Regions from separate parts of the Homo sapiens genome. Here region 1 is linked to region 2. The links are chromatin contacts, found by Hi-C or POLR2A ChIA-PET in ENCODE. All regions are on one chromosome and are shown on one strand. The core of a region is the stretch at or near the end of the contact, and the rest is flanking DNA. Distances in the headings are between cores, read along the strand shown.

The links. A loop is a pair of places that touch in the nucleus more often than their neighbours do. ChIA-PET counts read pairs that join two places held with the same protein, here RNA polymerase II (POLR2A). Pooled maps may share reads with other maps.
Region 1: a loop to region 2 is called in a map with no recorded cell type, with 4 times the contacts of the local background. The contact joins the enhancer-like site here to the promoter of LINC02789 in region 2. A Hi-C loop is called at or near these places in 1 of 168 maps with a recorded cell type or tissue (A673), 1 of 37 single-sample maps with no recorded cell type and 6 of 50 pooled maps. POLR2A ChIA-PET finds 5 or more read pairs at or near these places in 2 of 52 experiments (MCF 10A and OCI-LY7).

What each region holds. Positions count from the first base shown.
Region 1 is chr1:199,224,639-199,231,426 of GRCh38, forward strand. All of the region lies in intron 3 of LINC02789 (long intergenic non-protein coding RNA 2789), which reads left to right. Among named protein-coding and RNA genes, the nearest start is that of LINC02789, 79 kb to the left of the region's middle. Within about 2 kb of position 1,698, at least 4 of the 41 ENCODE cell types and tissues checked have a DNase peak (open chromatin) inside an H3K27ac peak, as active enhancers do; they include A673, where a contact is called at or near this core.
Region 2 is chr1:199,144,895-199,152,426 of GRCh38, forward strand. LINC02789 (long intergenic non-protein coding RNA 2789) reads left to right here and starts at 3,704. Exons shown (of 4, transcript NR_147896.1): 1 at 3,704-3,843. All of the region lies in intron 1 of LOC107985243 (a long non-coding RNA gene), which reads right to left.

The DNA.
Region 1 (6,788 bases), core at 448-2,947, 78 kb after region 2:
ATTAATATGAGACATTCTTGAAACAGAAAATAAAACAACCATCAATTGAATTTTAAAATTTTAATCATTCTTTCAATATTTAAAAGTTTAAGGGGTAAAAATGCTGTATTGATGAAGATCAAGGGCTGTAATATTGAAAAACTTCAATTAGACATGTTTGGGATATCTTGAGTCTTACCTGAACAGAATCTTGAAGGAAAACAAGACATGAATAGGGAAAACAAAAACAAAACAAAACAAAAATTCTATGATCCCAAATGTCATTCCATTGTCCATGGTGGCAACGTTAATTATGACCCTCTTTTACTGCCTAATGTGACTTCTGAATTCTCAACACAGCACTCCAGGCAACCACCAGTAAGAGAAGTGACTTGACATGCAAAATGAAATCTATTTTCAGAATTGAGCTACCAGCAAGAGCAAACAGATCAAAAAGACATCAACATGGTCAAATGTGGGCCATTCAAGGGACAGTAAGTCAATTAGACTGCCTGAGTATAGTTCACAAATAGCACAGTGTGAAATTAACATAAGGGAGGCCTTGACAAAAAGTTTAATTGAATTCTCTCCTTTAATAATGTCTTTGCCATATTTCAAGTCATCTTTCCTAAAATATTGTAAAATATTTTTGAAAATGTTTGAATTCCTGAGCCATTAGCCTTTTTTCTCTTGGTGAAGATTTAGTTTCATCTTTCCCTCTACTTGTTGAATGTGGCAGTTCTAACCATTAGAACATGTGCTGAGTGATTTGGGCGGCTCTTCGAATCACTTACAAATTGAAGCACTCAAACAAGTTTACATCAGTTTATTCTTCAGTGTCTGCACATGCCCAGATGTCTGAACACAAGAGAAGAACTCTTTAAAAAAAAAAAAAAGAGTATTTTCAGCAGCCTCAAATTTCTATGCATTATACATTCCTGGAACCCTGATAACGTCCAAATTGAAGCACTCTGGGAAGTTTAGAGAGCTTGTATAATTTTAAATTGTCCTATACATGGCTCAGACCTCATGTACTTCACAAATTGAAGAACCTTTCAATTTTGAACATTTCAATAATTTTAAATCAAGGCATGCGCATCTAGATTTAATTTTTACTTGCATTTTAACTTACGTCACATAGACCAACTGAAAAATAAATCATTATTCTGATATATTTCTAGAAACTCACTTCCATTTTCAAAGAGATTTTTAGTGTGTTTCTCTTTGCTGTTTGTGATTAAATCAACATAGCAAAAGCATCACAGGCTGAAGAGGTATGTTTACTACACTTGACTATGTTTGCTGCACTTGAATTTGAAAATGCCAATACAACAATGTGCCTTACTCTAAAAAATTAAAGCCGTGTTACCATTAAGGCTGACATTTGGCTACTACACTGAGTATCACAACTAGTAAGATTTGACTACAAAAGAAAACTTAGCTCTTTTCTTAAAATAAGCTAGCTATGATAACGAGAGCTAGACAGTGGGAAAATTTGAGCTTGTGAGGCCCTAAAGAGTTTTTATTTTCAAAGGTACAAATTATTGAATTTAGAATAAGAAGGAACCTCTGTGGCTACTCAAGTCTGCAGAGTTATATTACATGACTGAATGAATGAATAAAAGCTCTGTACATTATAATTTGGAATGCACTGAATTAGCAAACCTCCCACACCCCCAACCCCCCAAAAAGTAAAGATGTTTAAAGTAAAAGCAAAAGAGTCTGCCATCAGATCTCACAGAATAACTCCGTGGGAATTCCCCACATGAAAGATTACAGGATATGACCTAAGGATATATCACCCTACACAGTCATAAATTAAATTTACTGTAAGAACCACACAAACAGAGAAAAAAAGAATCACAGAGCCGTACAATAAAAGCCAGCCTAAAATTAAGGGTATTGATCATTTGCCTAAGAAGTGAGAGCACAAAACCATAGAGTGATTAATGGTATTATTATTAGAGGAGCTCACCCAACCTCCTATGTTCCCAACAGAAAATTGATACTGTTTTAAATGTTTTGCCACTGTAATTTTTTAATATGTCAGCCAAATGTTTTATCTAATTGCTAAAACACAATCAGGAATAATTTTTAATTCAGTGTTAAGTATTCATTTGAAATAAATGATTGCTTATGTTTCATGTGCAGTGGAAGGAAAACCCACAATTCATCTAATTCTGAATTTTTCTGGTTGCTTTTCTCTTACATAAAATTTCTAGACAATATAGTCGCATTTTCCCTAAGTAAACATGAGTAAATCAAGCCCAGAGCCCATTCTCCAAACTGAGAAGATTGGAAAATGTAATTTCCCACCCTGAGCTCTCAGATGAATAGCCACGAGTACTTCTTAGCAGCTGGGACAAGGAGAAAAAAAAGATACATGGAAAGTATACCTCTGTTTTTAAATAAAAGTAAAGACTTGATTTTAAGTAGAGGTTAGGGTCAGGCCAGGTCAGACATTTGATTCCCTGGGTCAGGCCTCTTCAGTCTGTGACCTACCAAGAGAGGCATCATGTTCTAACTCTTCTCTGACAAAAGCAGCAAAAACAAGGCATTTTAATACAATCTGGACTAATTAGGCTTCCAAGTTAGAATAAAAGAACATTTTTTTTAAAAAAGACATAGAGCCTTTCTTATTTTATGGCAACTAAAAAGAGTATTGTGATCAAATAATGGCATATGTGAAAAGTGGCAAGAGGCAAATTATCCTGTTTTCCAAATTTCAGGAAAATCATTTTTCCAAACTAATAGGATTACCCATCACAAAGAATGTTTGAAACTGCTATTTTATATGGCAACAAATCCAACCATAGAAAAAAGAAAACAGAATGAACAGCCTCAAGAAAGAAACATAATGGAAAAGGCTCATGGGGGCTTGTATTTGGCCTATTATTTACAAGCGAAAAATTCCTTTGTTAGCTGTGAACAGACTTTATGGCAAAACCCCATAGACCAGTCTCAGACCAAGCAAAATCCCTTATAATTGCCAAAATTTGATTTATGTAAACTTAGGAGATCCTGGTCTCTGCCTCACTATTTGCAGGAAAAATGTTTCTGTGAACATGATGAATAGAAATTATGCATAATTGATTAGCGAATGAAAATTCCAGCGTAAGACGTAAGATGCATGCATCCTCATTTTGAAATTTGAGAATTTCATGCTGTGGAATTTCTTTTGTGCCTTTGAGGCATTTTTAACATATATGATTTCAAGAAATATTTTTTCTTATTACAATGGAATTACTATTATGCTAACTCTTTAATTTTTAGTAAAGGAAATTAGTCATATTATCACTGAATAAAATAATAAAAACATTTTAGAAAATACTCGAAACTACTGAAGGAATAACTTACATCCTACCATACATAAGCTTCTTTACATACAATGTCACTGCAATATTTTAAAGAAGTATCAAGAAGAAATTTAAAAGTTTATTTTTCTGGTTTTATTATTCCTTTTCATATGTAAGCTCTGGGTACATTATGAAAAGAAATTGGTTATTTTATTCCTTCTTTTGCCTGAGCTGGGCTACCATTGTTGCTAAACCTCTCAAAAAAAGTAAAACTTTATTCACTATGTGATCGTCTCCAACAAAAATTTTGGCATGGAGGGTCAACTTGTCATATTTCCTCTTCACATGGTTCAATTAAAAATACAGAAAGAGCCCACAATTCAATGAGATAATATGGACCCAAATTTTTTTCACACAGTACAGAATTGTTTATAAATATAGTTGATACAACATAGAAAGCAGACAGTGTAGTAATGATGCCTTTTCTGTAAAATGCATGCTTATTCTTGCATTTATATGTTGGGCATGGACAAGGATGTGTAAGTGGCTGCAGCAATTAAAAAAAAGTAGGAATAAAAAAAGAATACAAAAGAAAAGACAAAAAAAAAAAACACAAATATATATTTTTTTCCAGTGCTTGGTTAGTGGCAGTTTCTGTAACATCTGATAATTCTCTTGAGTCAATTGGTTATTTGGTTTTTTTTTTAACCTTATGGGGGTCATATTATTCTCTTAAGCACAGCATTAGGGAATTCCCCCCCCCCCGACAAAAAATGATAGGTTAAAGGAACATTTGGAAGACAAAAAGATAGGTCTGTGAAGGAGTGAACACTTATAAGAATCAAATGGAGAAATCAAAGTTGAATCCAAAAATTTCATGAATAGAAGATTGACATTAAAGCAAAAGAAAGACCTACAAGTATACCCTGAGGTGTAAGTAGTATAAGCAAAGTGTTACGTACATGTGTATTTACATTTTATTTATTTTTAAGATGGAGAGACTGAATCACATCTGAAAACCAATAAACAAATCAGTGCACAGAGGAGAAACTAGGTGAGGCCAGCTAGAAATCCAGAGAAACCTTTACTGGATTGTTCACAAGTACAGTGATCAAGACACAAATTTAGAGAAAGAGTGTGGGGATTCGTGAAATGTTGGTTCCTAGTTCAGCATTTCTCTTTTAGCTGTAGGGTAAAGGTTTTCAGGAACAGGGAGGAAAATGTCTGGCATCTTTTGGGAGATCCTCTCTAATAAAATCACCTTTGGGATTGTCCCTTGGGCCTACTGGAATATTATCTTCACATACTCCAGAGAATATTTGTGTGACACAAATTACTTGGCTTATATAGTCCTCTTTGGGAAATCACATACATGTTAGACTCTGGCCCAGATAAGAAGAAATCTCATTAACATTTTGCAGACATAGTTTACAGGATGACTATAAGTAACATGAAAAATATGTGAGTGTGTTCTATGCTGTATCAGGAGAGAAAAAAAATTCAACTTAGAAACTATTGCTTCAATGGTTTGGTGGAAGTTCACAGTTTAGAATTTCAGCTCAGTAAATTTTGATAATCAGATTAACATTAGTGTATATATACACATACATATATACATATATACATATATTATATATTAATATATGCATATATAAATAAATATACATACATAGATATATATACATATCATATATATATATATTTCCTAACATAACTAAGCTTACAGACTTGGTTTGAACCTCATTGTATAGAAGCCTATGCAGTAGCAATAATATCCTGAAATTATTTTTATTTTAATACAAGGGATTTGGAATACTTGGCAAACATTAAGACCATTAACTATATTTTCAGATGAAGAACCAACAACAAAATGAGATGACATGGTGCTAGTTATTTTAACTACTCAAAGATAAAAGAAAGAATAGGCTATAGGCAGAGTCCACATAGCGTGATTTTTCAGGCACTGAATATTTTGCAACATTCCATACTTCCTCCTTTGACTCTCAAAAATATTTCCCTCAAAAGATCTTCACTCTATCTAAAATTCAAACACCAGTCAATCTATTCTGGGTACCAATTTAGATTATTTAAAGTTATATTTAAATGCTTCACTAGGAGGAGAAATGTATTAAAACATCAATAACCAGAAAGTCTTTAGGGTAAATTAGTTTATTAGATTAGTTAACCAATTATCTTGAAAATCCCAGAGACACACATCCATCTTAGTGCATGTGAGGAAGTCTAGGCTTGATGTGGGAAAAGGAGAATTGTTCAAGAGGTTAAGATTGCATGAAGGACAGTGTACTGTCCCTCTACTAGAAGAGAACAACTATTTCTAAAGGAAAATGGAAGAAGAAAAAAAAAAGAAAAGAAAGGAAAAGGAAGGGCAAAGAAAGTATCTTAGAAAACTTCACTGTGATTGTCTATTGCTGTACAACAAATCACTCCAAAACATAGTGGCTTAAAAGAACCACTCTCACTTTGTTATGTCTTAGAGTTTCTACGAATCAGGAATTTGGAAGAGCTTGGAAGTGTGGTTTTGGCTCCAGGTCTCTCATGAGGTTACTTAGCCAATATATAGAATTAGAACAGAACAATGCAGGCCTCAGTCAGCTAGGGACTAGATGAGCATTTCTCACTCTCTTTATGTAGTCTCAGAACCTTTTCAAGTCATCTCTTCATGTGGAACAGTTTTAACTTCTTAGCGTGAAGCATGGCAACATAAGTAAGGCCAGACCGTTTATATGTGCTTAAAGGTTTAATAGGTCTAATAGCAAACAAAATTGAATAAACTTTTATGATTTAGCATCAGAAATCACAGTGTATTACTTTTGCCCTAAGGTATTGGTTTAAATAAGCCACAAAAACTCTCTTAAATAGAAAGAGATTCAAAGTCGCACTGCAGGAAAAGCACATGAGATGGAGAATACTGTTGCAGTCATCTTTAGAACATACAATCTGCTATAGACTAGGATTAGCTTTAAACATCAACTTTAGCTTTACCACCCTTTGCGCAACCATCCATATAGTCAGCATAATTACACCTGTATGTTATCACCAGTGCAAGAAAATTTCAGCTCAACAAATCTTTCTGAGGGAATAATCACTAAAACCATAGAAGATTGAAAGAAGTATATCCATAATCAACTACAATAAAAGTTCATATTTCTTGAGAATTTACTATATGACCAGCTCTGTGCTTAGCTTATTAAATTATCACAATTACCTATAATAAATGCATATAAGGAATTTGATATTAAAGATTATAAATGAAAAGGCATTACTTTACTTTTCTGTAGGACATAACTAAATTTCCCTTAGTTATGTCAGACCTAGCTGACATCCCTTTTTCATAGCTGAACAGAAACAGTGAGAGAGACCTGGTTACTCTAAATTTATAATTCATATAAGTCTCCTGATGTTTTCTATTCTCTGTCTGAGGAAAGAGACAAACCTTAGGTGGACTAATTCTTATAAAAATTTCAACTTTGGACCAATGCAGCTAAATCATTA
Region 2 (7,532 bases), core at 2,454-4,953:
TTTATCATCCAACCTGGGACATTGCTAAATGTGAAAAGAACAGCTAGAGACAACTGGGGGAAAACAGGTATAAATAAAACTTGTCCTGGGCAAACTTGAATGCATGTTTATCCTAATCGGTGCATGCATAAATGTACTTGGCTGTACAGTGAATGATTCACACTGCAATTTCTCTTTTTCTCTATTTCATATTTTCAAGAATGCTGTTGTGACCTATTTGTTGATGTCACTCACTAAGGGCTAAAAAAAAAAATACTAGCTGAGAGAGAGACAAAGTCCAAATAAATGCAGGACTTGACGGCCCCTACATTTATTCCCCAGCAAACATTATACACATAGAAGTAGGTGATGGGAGCTTTTGAAGGAGTGTAAGCCCTGGAGAAACCTGTGTCCATTACATGTTAGAGAGGCTGCTCTTGCAGGAGTCTGGAGGGGTCTTTGAAGTTGACAAAAACGGGTTGTCACTGAGCATAATTTTTCACCTTAATTCTCACTCTTTTTAGGCAATTAAGCAGATCACTTAAGGGAGATAATTTATTTGGCTCAGTCTAGACAAACTAGAATTTTATATAAACTTACATTTTAAGATATATATAAGAAAAATACTTACAAAGCTTAACTAAATGTTTCTAAAATTTCTCACCAATAGTCTATTTTCTTCACTCAGTAGTGTTAACTGAAAATGCATATTTCTTGGTTTCATCAGATTACTTCAAGTATAAAACTTCTGAGGTTTCCTTTATACAGGTTTCCTTTATATCCAACTTTCTTCAGCTTCCAAACTCAGTTTAGGTTTGTGTTATGAAGTCTCCATTTTTTTTCCCATATAAACCAGAACTCGAGAAGAAAGCATCAGGAATATAAATAGTTTGTGAAATTATGTTCCATTTGTTCCAAGGGAAAATGATAAAGCTTGACTTAAAAGCTTTAAACTTCATTTGGAGAACCAAGGCAATTGCAACTAAAGTGCAAAGCTGTACATACAAATGCTCTCAATTATATGACCCATTTCATGATTTCTATGGAAAACCTGGAAAGAGACAAGTGTCAGCTAAATTCTAAGAAATCTTTGTGACTGTGATTTCTCAGATCTAAACCTTACAAAGCAAGATGTAAATGCAATAATTCCTGAGAAAATAATTCAAGACCATGCTTGATTGACAATGATTCAATAGTATCATACATGTCTTAGTTTATTACAGAACCTCTAACAACCAATGGGTCTTGCCACTGTTTGCACATTTTTGTTCATCATAGAATTTCTCTGACTCATTATTTTCTTAACACTGTGTAATTTTGGTTAGCAATTACAGCCAACAGTACTATAAGATACAGCTTATCAGCAAAATAAAAAACAATCAAACAAACAAAATCTTAGAGCCCATGTAGCAATTAACATTTGGCTGGAAAATAAGTGCTAGATTTTGATCATAGAGAGAACAATTTACTTGGTTGTATTTTTTTAGTTGGCTTATGGGGAGAGTGTTTTATTAGAGTCCATTATATTACTAAAACTTATTTTAATGGATTTGAATATGATTTTAAATAAATAACTTTTGTTTATACGTATATGTTTTCAAAAGACTGGAAGAGTTTTAAGGGTAACCTGCTTGTAATAGTTTAAGTTGTAGCACCACTTCACAATTCAGAATTAGAAGTGAAAAATTACATTTATGTTACCGTCAGTTTAACCCTAAAATAATTAAAATGGAGAAAAAAGAAAGAGCATATATAATAAATCAGAAAACATTTCCAACCTTAAAGCCATGATCTAGGAAGATGAAATGGACAGAATGGAACAAGATGATCCATAAACTACTGCAGAGAGGAACATTAACGAAAAGCAAGCATTGTATCTCTGGAAGTCTCAAGAACAATTAGACCATTAGTACCTTTCCCAGCTCACCTCCCAGAATATTAGCACCCAGACTGGTAGTCCAAAAAGATAAGACCGAACAAATCTTTGGAGCACAGGAATAGTCCCCAAAAATGGAGCCAGAGATCTTGACATTTAGGAGCCACCCTCACAAAACCAGCCTACCACTCAACAAACACAGCTGAGGAACACAGATTTTCTAGCTTTTAAAATAACTTCATTATAAGGTGAATCTGCAAATCACTAGGCTTTTGAAGCATGCCGCCAACATAAATAAGCAAATACAAAAAGAAAAAAGAATAAAAGCAAAAGAAGATGAAGGAGATTTAAGAGAACATGTAAAAATTCAAGAAAAGTGTGAAAGAACTGTAATTAATAAAGTAACATATAATAGGCAGAAACACGGTGGTTGAAGCAATTGGCCCTGGCAGTGAAGAATATTTTATAGTTGACTTTGTTTAGAATTTACTGATGCATGGTGATGATAAAAATGAAAACTGATATTTGGTCAACTCTAGTATTATTCTAAAACGTTCTTTATTCTAAAACGTTCTACAATAAACCCCTTATTATCTGTACCCAAAAGAGATTGCTCCTACCAACCATCCCTTAATGTGCTGCTAAGTTAATATCCTCAAAGCAATGAGAGAAGCATTTGTACTCAGTCCAGATTGGAGTAGGTGCATTAAGCACTTCTGAATGACAGTTTTCGAACAAAATCTGGTCCACTAACTGTTATTAAAGATATGGAACAACTTAGTAACACTTCAAGAGAAAACAATGAAATTGAAAAAATTAGATAATTATTAAATACAACAAACTAAAAAGTACACAAAAGGGAATTGTGGTATATTATTGGTGTTAGAAGAGAATGGTACTAGTATTCTCTACTAGTAGAGAATACTAGTACTACTATTCTCTACTAGCCACTGGGTGCAGTGGCTTACAACTTAATCCCAACACTTTGGGAGGGGGAGGGGAATCACTTGAGCCCAGGAATTCTAGACCAACCTGGGCAACATAGCAAAACCATGTTTCTATTTTTAAAAAATAAAATAGAATAATATTACATAGTAAAAATAATGGCAATATAGAATACGGATAAGAACATAATGTAATCTTACAGTTATAGGAAGTGCATGCATGGTGTCAAAAATTAATATATCAAAAAGCAACAATCATATATTTCATAAACATGGAGGTATAGTTGAACAAATATCCCAAAGAAAGTGGTTGTACCTGGGGATTGGAATGATTGGGACTCAGAGAGTAGGGGTAACTACTTTTTATTATGGGCTTTTTGGGCATAAATTAAATGCATATATTACTTTGATTAAACTCAAAAAGTGAAGATTATATGGATTTAATTAGAACAAAGCTATAATAATGACATAAAACATTTCCTGTAACTCTATAGGCTGTCAGACAATGCAGAAGTTAAAAAAGTCACATTTGGCACGTTTATTTCACACTACATTATTCTATTTTATAAAATTTAAAAAATTCTGTAATTCTGAAAAACATTTGTTATCGGAATGAAAGATAACATAACTAGTCTTAGATGTAGAATTCTTTCATAAATTAGAAAAAGACCACCTTTATCTTTAATTAATAAATTTTAAAAGTTATGTTTAATTTAAACTTAAGATTTTTATATAGTATACTCTTTGATAATACATAATTTGGAAGCAGATTTTTTAATTTTAAAAAATAAATGTGTAAAATAAGTATGCATTTTTAAAAATCAAAGACTTAACTAGGATTTTATTGTAGAGATGGTATGATCTTTCTGGCTATATATACTTGGAATTGGGCTGGGTCCTAATTGATACATAGGAAACCAAATAACCTAGAGAAAACAATACCCATGAATGATTAGCAAATTTCTTACATATAAAGGAAATGATTTAACTTCAAGAGACTAGAATAAATGAAAACATATTCAAAATTGAAAACGTTAATGGAAGGTAAGTTTGGTTTGCATTTGTGCATTTTATTTTGCAGACTAGAACAGACATAAACTTCTAATTCTGTTAACATTGTAGCAGTTCATGGCAGTACAGGGGAAGACTTTTAGAAAAGAAAAAGATACTGGAGGAAAGGATTGATCTTTTCTGACAGCATGTAACACTTTTTACAGGGTAAACAATAATGCTTAGATTCTTTTCCTTTAGCAGCAAAAAGGCTCTGCTCTCAGTATTTAACAGCAGAATGAACAAAACTTGCTTTATAAAACAAACAAATCCATAGTCTATTTCTGTTTGTTGGTTTTACTATGGTGAATTCCACACAAAAGGGGATTCCTTCCTACTGCTTTAACATAACACATTTCCGTGATTATGAAGTGTAAAAGTGCTAGCCATTTTAGGTCCAAATATTGAGGCTCATTATTGTGGTGAGTTTGAATGTTGACTTATATGAGATTTTCTTCTTCCCTATGCAAATGAAGTGGCAAAATGTTGCTTTTAGGTCGAGATCAGGTAAACTGAGTCTAGATGCATCTAATTCATCTAACTAAATCTAATTAAACTTAATTAAATCTAAGAACCCACTAGATGATGGTAAATCAGTTTTGTAATATCTAGCAATTGCTTTAAAAATTTTTTTTTCTCTCTAAAAACACAGTATTTGCTGGCTCCTCTATTGCTGGATATGTCAGCTATTTACAGAAGACTTTCAGATGAGATCTTGCAGAAAGGATCCCAAAAGGCATTCATTAGGAGAGAGTTAATTATTTGGTTTTACTGTGAAATGGAGAGTTAATTTCTGTCTATCATGGCACCACAATAGTTTTAAGGTCATGAATCATTTTGCGATCATCCCTCACATATTTTCCTCTCAGATGTATACGCTTCCTATTTCATATCCATTGCTCAGATTAGCTCTTCCTTTTGAATTTATTACAATAGACACATTGGGGTTGACTAGTACTTGCTCTATCCTTTCTTGTTAAGAACCCTGTCATCCTGGTCCAACAGCTTTGTATATGATTCAAATATTGCTTTTCACAGAAGCAACTTTTAACATGCAATGCGAACATCCTCATTATGGGAGAGATGAGAACAAATAACAGCATGATATGGCTGTCTTCTGAACTGTGCACTTATTGACCTATTTACCAATTATAGCTTTCTCATTTTAACATTGTGCATTATGGATATTCATCAAGGACAGTAGATAACTCCTATGAAAGTAGAGTCCATATTAGTATGAAATGGAGGTTATATTATTTCCTATAAAATTTACTAAAAGGCAAGCATTAAGAATACAGATACAAGCATATAAGATTGAAAGTCTGAGTTAATTCATAACTATTTCAATGATGCTGTGGTGGACTTGATAGGCTAGTTAGCATTTCAGCATGCATTCAATGCACATTAATAGGGCTATTAATATTATATCCTTATGTTGCTGTTATAAAATGAGAGTCCTTTTTAAAAAAAATTTTCGCACGGTTAACTGACTAGGACTCCAAAAATATCATAAATATTTTGGAGCAATGTTATAAGAGTTATTTGCCCCTAGCACGTTCTAGTTTAGCAACATGAGTGTTAAGGAAACCATGTCAATCCAGTGTCACATCTTTGCCATTTCAAATAAGACAAGTGCAAATAGTTGTGTGTGTGTGTGTGTGTATGTGTGTGTGTATGTGACAAGTTGGATTAAATGTACTTTGTATAATTAAGTTCAGTGAAGTCAGCAGATAATATCAAAAAGGATTAGAAACAAGCCCCTTATCCTCAAAATGTAAAATTTTATTCATAGGAGCCAATTTTAATTTAATTATCTTTTTTTGAAAAGTGCCGAAAATACCTTAAACTAGGGCAGGATTTTTTTTATTACTTTAAAGATATCTTGATTGATACTTTCATCCTTATTTTTTATTCTTTTTGGAGGTATAAATTAAATGGAAATAATATGGAATATATATTAGATCTGACCAATGTGTCTCAATGATAGAAAAATATGGACAATTCACTATTTTATGATGAATATAAAAAAATTCCAGAAATAAAAGTTAGCTTTACAAATCTGTTGACTGAATTATTAATAATCCTAGGCAAAAAAAAACACCATCAAGAAAAAATAAACCTTTGATTTTTGCTTAGAAAAGTTAGTAGTCATTGAAAAAGTAGGTCAGTGAAATAACTGGATTACTCAAATTAATCAGAACTGACAGGTAGACTACTAGAAGTCTACAGGCTACAGAGTTTTGGTTTGAATGTTTTTGTAAATCTGGCATTTCTTAGGAGACAGATGAAAATTAATAAGATTATGCTAATTTATAGCATAAAGTAAAATGTTTTATAGCACTAATACCATCGAAGACTTTACTGAGCACTGAAAAGTAAATGTAATAATTCTAATTGTAAATTTATTTTATGTTTTTCAAAATCAGAAATCATCCAAAACTCAGTTACACTGATGCAATTATTTGTACATGCAAATATAATTAGGATGAATATTTTATGCTTAACTTCAAAACGATGGTAAAATTTCCAATACCACATTGTATTTTTAAGTTCATGCAGTAAGAGTCATCTAAATGATGTAAAGAAAATAGGGGTAAGCAAGTGTAAACATAATGGTTTTGCTTTTTAAAATAGTTCTGGGTGGATTTAAAAATTATGTATGTTTATACTTTACAAATTTAACACATTAATAAAAGTCCAAAATTTGGAAAAGAGTGATAATGGATTTACTTACGCAGGCCACGTTTTTAAATTTTGTATTATTCCGAGATGGCTTCTTATGCTACTTGATGTATCACTAGACTAAATATTCTTTGGGTTTTAAATTGATGGTAAATGTGTTGGCCCCCAGTTGAAGATTCCATGTGAAATATGCTGTCTGCAAGAAAACGCATCACTCTAAAGTGTATTTTAAAACTATTAGTAAAGGCACTTTCCACCCTGATAATTTGCATAGAACACAGTGAAGCAAAGAAACATGCGATGCCTTCCAGCTAGATGCTAATAAGGCCACAGGAAAAAAAAAAAAGAGCATTTCAAATATGTCTGCATAGCACCCCCATGTCTTTCTCTAAAGTAGGCTGAAGACTCCTCATTGCTTACACTGCAAAAATTTAGAACACTTTCAAATAAAATACATCTTCACCACTTTTTTAAAGGAAATTATTACGTGTTACTCTTAACTGATCTATTTTTAGGAGCCAAAAGCAGCAGGGTATGTCAGAAAGGGCTGCTTCATGAATTATGTATTTGTCCTTTTTCCACTTGGCTACATTCGTTTTATTTTATGAATCCTTGAAATCCTGAGAATGGTAAGTTTTAGGCTGAAATTTTCAAAATTTCCTAGCCATATGCTTACTTATCCAGCTACATCTTTCTACGAGGCACTTGCTCCTCAGAGAAACCAGCTCCAGGACCTTTCTTCATGAAATATAAAAGTGATTCATTTTTTTTTAAACGAAGGCTGCGTATCACTTGAATTGTTTTCATTTGCATCATAAGGTTTTTAATTACTACTGTCATTGTTTTCACTTCCCTAAACTTGTAGTTAAAGATTCAAAGTGTATTCACCTCTCAAGGCTTAAATTCTATTAGATGGTGCATATTTTGTTATTGGCTTACTGTTTTACCAGAAAATCACAACAAACTATTGCAAATAAGTAAGTTGAAAGTAAACTGGTTGT